2 separate regions of the Homo sapiens genome follow, and region 1 is linked to region 2. Evidence: read pairs that join two places in POLR2A ChIA-PET (ENCODE). Cell type or tissue: A673. All regions are shown on one strand. Links, peaks and the distances in the headings refer to the core of each region. The heading gives the core; the rest is flanking DNA. Region 1 overlaps ALDH1L1 (aldehyde dehydrogenase 1 family member L1). Region 2 has its middle 9.3 kb from the start of KLF15.

What was found. Peaks named below come from ENCODE experiments on the same cell type or tissue, not always from the same donor. Only the 100,000 strongest peaks of a DNase experiment are listed, where the experiment ranks them.
Region 1: POLR2A ChIA-PET joins it to region 2 with 5 read pairs; 1 of 35 experiments calls an interaction of 5 or more read pairs at or near these places.

The regions. Positions count from the first base shown.
Region 1 is chr3:126,164,688-126,169,022 of GRCh38, reverse strand. The region is part of intron 1 of ALDH1L1 (aldehyde dehydrogenase 1 family member L1); the gene reads left to right. All of the region lies in intron 2 of LOC105374083 (a long non-coding RNA gene), which reads right to left. Among named protein-coding and RNA genes, the nearest start is that of ALDH1L1-AS2, 13 kb to the left of the region's middle. In A673, for the core only: no CTCF peak of the experiment used is centred there; no DNase peak of the experiment used is centred there; H3K4me3 peaks cover 2,032 bases; H3K27ac peaks cover 2,186 bases.
Region 2 is chr3:126,364,504-126,368,961 of GRCh38, reverse strand. No RefSeq gene overlaps it. Among named protein-coding and RNA genes, the nearest start is that of KLF15, 9.3 kb to the right of the region's middle. RefSeq lists a silencer at 3,955-4,024. In A673, for the core only: no CTCF peak of the experiment used is centred there; a DNase peak (open chromatin) is centred at 2,491.

The DNA.
Region 1 (4,335 bases), core at 78-4,077, 200 kb after region 2:
TGTTAAAGTTTCACAGCTTGAATATAAACCACGTTTTGAAGATAATTCAAACAAAATAAAAATTGTCTGTAAATAACAAAATGTCTAGTTTGGATACTGTTAGAAACACAATTGACAAAGAAATGTGGTTGTTTTTGTGGTTTACAATAACCCAACATAACAACTTTAAGTGTGATTAATAGCACATATTTAGACATAAGAACCTTAGACATCCCATACAGTTTTGGAACATATGTTAGTATTATTCCTTAGAATATAACCTATTAGACAGTCTTTTGGAAATTTTATGTTGCTAAATAATTCTGTTTACCTCTTTTTGGATGGTTTAGGGGTTTTGTGCAGCACCGAAAAGCCAGGGGTTAGGAAAGACAACCTCGAGACTAAAGTTTGATTTGGGGAAGACTGTTAAATATGTTTAAAATTTAAAACCCTCGATATTATGAAATAGAATTTTAGATTACCGTTAAGTTTTTTTCTGTTTGTTTTGTTTTGCTAAAATGATGAGATAACAATCTGGAAAAGCAAAAACCATTTATTAGCCTTTTGTATTACAGGAAAATTTTGTTTAAGAGAGAAAGTTAAATTTTACCCTTTCATTAGTTTGCTATTAATGTTAACTTTAATTTTAATGAAACCTTATAGATAATTTTATTTAATTTTAATGAGTTTGACTATGAAGTGAGATTTTTATATGCCCATTATAACCCTTGACAAGTTTTGCTAAAGAGTAGATTAGCATTTTAAGAAAATCTTGTGGTGCTTTTATTTTAGTGTTTAATTTACAGAAAAAAAGCATATAATACTCTTTTGAGTTTAGTTAATGTGTTAACACACAAGAGTTTTATTTGCAGAATTAATTTTTATGATGTTTTTACAATTTGCCTAAACCTTTCACTTTATTTTATTTAATTTTAAGACAATTTATTATTCTTCAGCAAAATGTACATTTTTATGCCTTTTTATAATTTTTAACTAAAAACACTTTTTACTGTTTTTATACACCTTGCATGCAAATCCATGTTTAGCAGTTTTAATTACATGTTATAATGATAACTTTTAGCAATTTTTAACTTTAAGGTAAAATGTGTTAAGTTTTTTTGTGTGTGACTTGAAACTAAAAACACTGACTCATTTTGTAATTTGGGCGAAGTAGCTCTGAAATATAATGCTGTTTTTTCAATTTTAAACACTTGGGTAAAATCGCAAGGTGAGTGCTTAGGTAGAAATAAGTAACTACTGAACAGGTGGGAGCAAAGTTTAGTTGGGCAATACTCTTTATGATACCGACATGTGAATGCTTACTAGTTTTAAAAGTGCTGGCTTTATTGTTGTAGTCACAGAGGAGTCTAAAGGCAAGGCTGGGTAGCTTCTGGCTCCCACGTTAACATTATTTATTTAGTATGCCAGATTTTTCTTAAGGTGCACTAGCCACTGAGGATATTTTTGCTGGTGGGAACTGAGATTTTCTAGACAGGTAAATTAGCTGCCAATTATGGTTTATCTTAGGGACATGTTTATAGAGATAGTATTCTTACTTAGCTTGCATTCTAAATTTTGTTCCCTTATTATCTTGTTAAAGCGATGAATATGTTTGTACAATGAAGACAACTTTTTTTGCCTTTTTAGGTTAGAGCTTCAGCATGAGAATTATACTTCAACACAGAAAGTTAGGTCTATAAGTGAAATATAATAAAGTGTTCTGAAAAGAAGGAGACTACCTTACAACCCCAAGAGAAAAATATGCGGCACTAAGCCCTGGTTCCTTTTTTCCTTATTGTTTTGTCATTTTTTTAGAACTTTGGGAACTAAAATCTTTTTGCTTAAATGCTGAATTTATAAATTGAAACAGACTCTTGGGTTTTGTTATAAAGGCAACGTAATAATACTTCTATGTATTTTATAGGCTTATATAGTATAATAACTTGAATTTATGGTTGGATTTGACTGAACCTACGTAGATACTAATCTGAATGACTCATATACAGAAAATGTGCAGTATTTTAAGTATAAAAAATTAAACTGGACTAGTTTGCTTTTGTTTTATAGTATAAATGAAAATGACCCAAACTATTTAATTGTATGAGCAGAAATTATGAATGAAAGATGTATTTTAGAGCTATATGACAGAGGGGCATTTTAACTTGAATTCCCCAGTGGCAAAAGTAGTGTATAAACTAATGCTAGTGTATACACTACTGAAGTGCCAACTTATGTAACATTTTTAAATTTAATTTTTAAAATGAAAGATTTTTTTTTCACTGTGAAGGGCAGTAACATTAAATTTTCCCAGTGGGTATGAGTGAATGATTTACTTAGTACATTGATATACTTAACTATTAGCATTTTTGGGAAGCTGGATTTGATACAAATTTATTTTGAAAAACATGGTTTATGAAATTTTATAATAAAATTATTAATAAAGACATTGTTAAGTTTCTATAAACATGCACTAAAAGTGGCAAGACAGAGTGGAGAAATGTAATTTTGGCTGAGAAAAAAACTTTTTTCAGGAAAACAAGATTTATGAAGAGAAAAACATAAAGGACTTTTGAATATACTTTCTTGGATATCCATTTTAATTAAGCTGAGCACTCTTTTTTATTAAAGGTAAGGGTGGATTTTGGAATTATATAAATGTTATGCCAAGTTAAATGAAAGGATTGAGTTATATGCAGGAATTCCCTGTGATAATGAGAGGGATTTTTAGAGAAAGATCCCAGAAGCTGTTCTATCTGCCACAAATCAGACATGGAGAAGGGGACATGAACGTGAGCAATGCCTTTAACCCTGGCCACTTCCCGGAGAGGGAGAATGGCAGGGGAGGTTTGACTGGTTGGAGCAGTTTTTGAACCGGTGGAGAAGGACGAGGGGTGCGGTTTAAAGTAGAAGAAACCCTGAATATGGGGAACCTATTGCCAGAATCTCTGAGATACAGCTAAAGCAGTGTTAAGAGGAAAGTTTCTAGCACTAAATGGCTTCATCGAGAAGATAGAAAGATCTCAAATTAACAAACTAACTTCACCTAAAGGAACTAGAAAAAAAGAACAAACCAACCCCAAAGCCAGTCAAAGAAAAGAAGTAAAAATTAGAGAACTGAATGAAATTGAGATGCAAAAATCCATACAAAAGATCAATGAAATCAAGAGTTGGTTTTTCAAAAAAATAAAAATAAACAAGATCATTAGACCACTAGCTACATTAACACACAAAAAGAGAAGATCCAAATAAGTATAGTCAAAAATGGCAAAGATGACATTACAACCAATCCACAGAAATTAGAAAAGATTCTTAGAGAATACTGTGAACAAATATATGCACACAAATGAGAAAATCTAAAGGAAATGGATAAATTCCTAGAAACACACAATCTCCCAAGACTAAAGTAGGAAAAGATTGAAATGCTGAATAGACCAATATTGAGCTCTGAAACTGAATCAGTAATGAAAACAACTACCAACCAAGGAAAGCTCAGGGCCAGATGGATTCACACTGAATTATACCAGACATACAAAGAAGTAATGACACCAATCCTATTGAAAGTATTACAAAAAAATTGAAAAGGAGGGGATCCTACCTGACTCATTCTGTGAAGCCAGCATCTGCCTAATACCAAAATCTGGCAGAGACATAACAAAAAAAGAAAACTTCAGGCCAATATCCCCGATGAACATAGACACAAAAATCCTCAACAAAATACTAGCAAACCAAATCCAGCAGCACATCAAAAAGTTAATATACTGTGCTTAAGTGGGCTTTATTCTTGGGATGCAAGGCTGGTTTAACATACACAAATCAATAAATGTGATTCACCACATAAACAGAATTAAAAGCAAAAACTATATGATCATCTCAATAGATACAGAAAAAGCTTTGGATAAAATCCAACATCCCTTCCATAAGCGAAAAACAAATAACCCCATTAAAAAATGGGCAAAGGACATGAACAGACACTTCCCAAAAAAACACGTACAAGCAGCCAACAAATGAGGAACATTTCAATATGTTCCTCATCACTAATTAAAATGAGGAAAATTTTAATATGTTCCTCATCACTAATCATTAGAGAAATGCAAATCAAAATCACAATGAGATACCATCTTACACTGGTCAGAATGGCTATTACTAAAAAGTCAATAACAGTGCTGGTGAGGCTATAGAGAAAACAACGCTTATACACTGTTGGTGGGAATGTAAATTAGTTCAGCCACTGTGGAAGTTTCTTAAAGAAAAGTTTAGAGATTTCTTAAAGAACTTAGAACTACCATCCAACCCAGCAATCCCATTACTGGGTATATACCCAAAGGAAAATAGATCATTATATGAAAAAGACACATG
Region 2 (4,458 bases), core at 230-4,229:
TGGAGATTGGTTGTGCAACAATGTGAATATAATTAACCCTACTGTACACTTAGAAATGGTTAAGATGGTAAATTTTTTAATGTGTCTTTAACCATAATTTTTTTTTTTTTTTTGAGACGGAGTCTCACTCTGTCGCCCAGGCTGGAGTGCAGTGGCGCGATCTCGGCTCACTGAGAGCTCCGCCTCCGGGTTCACGCCATTCTCCTGCCTCAGCCTCCCCAGTAGCTGGGACTACAGGCCCCCACCACCATGCCTGGCTAATTTTTTGTATTTTTTTTAGTAGAGACAGGGTTTCACCGTGTTAGCCAGGATGGTCTTGATCTCCTGACCTCGTGACCCTCCCGCCTCAGCCTCCCAAAGTGCTGGGATTACAGGCATGAGCCACCATGCCTGGCCTTTAACTATAATTTTTAAAAAAGCCTCCAAAGCAGTATGTATGATGTGTTCCCATTTTGGTAATATAGCAAGAAAATATTAATAATAATGTGGTTATCAATAATTGTTTTCTTCTTATACTTGTCTGTATATTCTGATGGTTTGGTCAGTGAGAAAATTTACAGAAAAACTATTGCAAAATAATAACTAAGTTGCACAATCAAAACAAACATAAAGCAAACCATTTTTTTCTGTTTATAAAAGTAATACATGTTCATTGTAAAAAATCTGAAAAAGCAAAATATGTAATGCTAAAAAGAAAGAGCACTTGTCATCCCACTATTCAACATAAATATTTGAAAAATCATTAACTTGAATATTTCTGTATTGATTTCTTTCTAATTTTTTTCTATGAATAAATTTTCCTTGCAAAATCATATCTAGAATAATTCCTATATAGAGTTTTAACTTTCATCAAGTAGTCTTAAAAACCTGATTTAAATAGATAAATGATGTTCCATTGCATGCACGGGACATAGTTTATGACCAGTTTTCCTTTTGTTGGTCATTAACTAGTTTCCATTTTTTTCTCAATGGCAAGTCATATCGGAAAGGACAAGTTTGTGCATAAATCTGGCTGCAAATCTGAATTTCTTTGAATCAGTTTCTGAACATAGACTTACCGGCTCAGGGCTCTAGTGCAAGGTTGTTTTCTGGAAATGTACCTATTTAACCTCTTTCCAACAGTGTTATAATTCCAGAATATCCCTGTCAATTGGATGAAAATAGCATCTTGTTTGCATTTGTGTTTCTTTGATCAGTGGTGAGGTTGAACATTTCCCAGTGTAAGGACTGGCCATTGGCATGCTCTGTCTTCATGCTACTCGGACTGGTGTTATCCTGATTGTGTGGAAGTGCCTGGTATCGGGCTGGGTGGGTGGTGCCATCTCATTGCCCTCTGAGGCCCCTCCTTGTGTGTGAAGCTTCCCCCTCATGTGCTGAGCCATGGCCCACCCTTGGTTCCTTTTGGGCAGCTTGGAGCTGAGTGACAGCCGGTGACCCCAGTCTGCTGGGCTTACGGGACGGGCACCTTGGGGAAAGGGGATGGGAACTTCAGGGCCAAGGTTGGCCTGAAAAACATGTGTTAAACTTTGAGGACTTTAACCAGGCAGGAGTGACTCATTAACTCCCTGTCACCCATCAATGCCCGCCAGCCAGATTCAGCTGGGGAGGGCAGGCTGGGGCTGGGGAGGTGATTTGGACCTGTCTTCCCTTCTGAATGGGAACTCAATTCCTTTCCAGTGGACACTGAAGCCTTGGCTGTGGAATATTCTCATGATTTCCATCTGTCGTTTTATTTGGCTCCTTTGGTGTGTCCATTCTGCTCTTCAGTCTTTGGATTGAGTTTGCATGGATATCATCAAGCATTACATTTCCAGGAATCATCTCTCGTTTTCTGAGTGCTCCTTTTTCATGGCGGCTGGTTCTTGTTTTATGGGTTCACCATGCCCATGGCAATAGCAATAGCGCCTGCCTAGCGGGAGATTATATGTTAGGTGAGGTGGAAGTTGTAGAGCACTCAGAACAGTGCCCGGCCTTCAGTAATTGCTCGAATGTTAGCTCTCAGCTGTGTGCCTGGGATACAGGAAGCACTCAGTAAAATTACCTATTATATTATCTGGTGGTCCACAGATGTTTTTCTAAGAAAGCTTGGAAGTTCCAGGGCTATGTCAATGGTCTGCCCCCTTCCTCATGCCATAGCCCAGGGAGGCCTAGCAGCCCAAACCATCTGTCCTTCCCCAAGGCATTGTCCCATCTGCCCCCAAAGAGCTGTAAGTTAAGAGTCCTCCACTCAAGACCCCCCAAAGGCTGTTTTGGCTGAACTCTTGGTGCAGAGGAGAAAGCAGAGACCGGTGGAGGGTGGTGACTTGCTCAGATCTCTGCAGCCAGTTAGAGCAGGGCTTAGCCTGCAGGTCTCCAGGCTCCCAACCTGCTGGCAGGGAGACATCACACCCTGGGCTGATGATGACTCCTTCTGCCGGATTCCCTTATAGAGCAGCTCTGTGCCTTCCTGCCCTCCTTCCTCTCCCCAGGGGCTGGAGCCCGTGTGTGTGTGTGTGTGTGTGTGTGTGTGTGTGTGTTTGAGTCATCTTGGGCCACGCGAGTGAGGGCTGTGACTGAGCAATGGCAGAGCCACAAAGTGGGAGGAGCCTGGGCCCCACACTGGGTTACCATCCCCATCCCTGACACTCAGCAGGTGGGAGGCCAGAGGGAGAGAGACAGTCTCCTGTTTAAGACACTGTTCTTTTTTGTCTCTGTGCCAGCATGGGGACTGTGTCCTGGCTCCTCGCAGTGGCTGGCCTGTACCCACCTAGCCACTGGTCACTGTTGGGACCTCCAGGACCCTGACCCTACATTCCTCACTCCCAAGCCAGGGGGCAGCAGGCTCCTACAGTCATGCAGGTGCAAGGACAATAAGGACCCTGTGGCAGCCAACACGGGTACAGGTGAGTGCCAGGCAGCACTGCCCTCCGTGTGCCTCAGCTGTGTCCTGCCCCAGCTCTTCCTGCAGGCTCGCACTTCCCACCTTGTATTGGGTCCCTCTCTACCTCCTCCCCCTTCCTGGGGTCTTAAAGCCTTCTCTATAGAGGAGGTAGCAGATTCTCCCAAATTCCCACTACCTTGCCATTTTCCGGATTGGGAGTAGTTTTTGCTGCCAACAAACAGCAGGGCCTGGCTGGTCAGCACTCACAGTGCTGGCAGAGCTTTAGCCTGCCTTGCAAAGCCCAGCACCTCATTCACACCAGCCTAGGTGGGGGTGTCATGGACCCTGCCATGGGCTCAGTCACAGCTCAGGGAAACTGGGACATGGCCAACACGGTTCTGAGAGGCAAGTGTTCGGCGCAGCTCTGGAGCTTTGCTGGTCTCTGAGCAGCATGTCCTCATCTACAGAGCGGGGAACAGACTGCGGCCTCTCAGCACATGCTGAGGGCTCAGGAGGCCTCTGCAAAGGGCTTTGTTAGCTGTGAAGTGTACTGCATATGCTGCCACTAACCAAAGAGCTGGAGAAGCCTCCAAGGAAGGTTGCCCCAGACAGGGTGATTTGTGGTGAGGATGGGGCAATTAAAGGCAGAGGCAAAGATGTGAGGCCAAGGCTTTGGGAAGCTCTGCCAGACCGAAGCCCCTCCCCAGACTGAGGGTGTCAGTGGTGGAAGGAATTCCTATGCCACTTGCTGCCATCTCCATCCTGAGCTGGCTCCACCAGGGTGGTCTAGACACTGCCTTCTTCCCAAACCTCTGCCTCTCTTGGAAGACCAGCCTGAATCACAGCCCCAGACCTTGAGTCCCGCCCACAGGGACCCACTCCTCCACTGCCTGGGATCCTCCTCAGAGGCCCAGCCCTGAACCAGCGTGGCTGTAAGCGAGGAAACTTGGGTGTGAATTCTGCTCTGCTGAGGACCCAGCACTGCTTTGGGTGAGCTGCTCCGCCCTCTGCTTCCTCCTCTGCAGGCAGAGGTGGGGCGGGCTGCATGCTCACCAGTATCCTCCTGTGCCCTTCTGGTAACAATGACAACACTCTGGTTTTGTGCTGGGGACTTCCCTCCCCACTCTGTTCATGAGATTCAGCAAGGTCAACTCTTCTCCCTTTCCAGGGCTGGCCCAGGCCTGGCTGTCAGTGGCCCACCTGCCCCTGGCCACAGCAAATGGGTCAGAGATGAGCTTGTGACACTAGCAGGACCAGCCAGCAGCCAGCCAGGGCCCCTGCTGGGCCCATCAGCATCAAGCAGTGCAGCCTGGAGCTGCTGAGACAGGCCCATGTGGAGGGAAGTGAGACCAAGAAGCCAAGGATCAGGGTCCCCCCAGCAGCAGAGGCCCTGGCATCAGCTGGGCCTGGAGCCCACATTGGAGGCTCCGCTTACTTCAGCCTATCAACTCCATTTCCCCTTAGACAAATGTGGGTTGGACTGGTTTCAACTGAAGTGTGCTTGAACTAGGGATGGTTGTCTCTGAGCCTGGGGCTGGAGAGTGGCCTTGGAATAGGAGCCGCAGCAAACAGGATTCTTGAAGGAGCAGGAGGGAGGC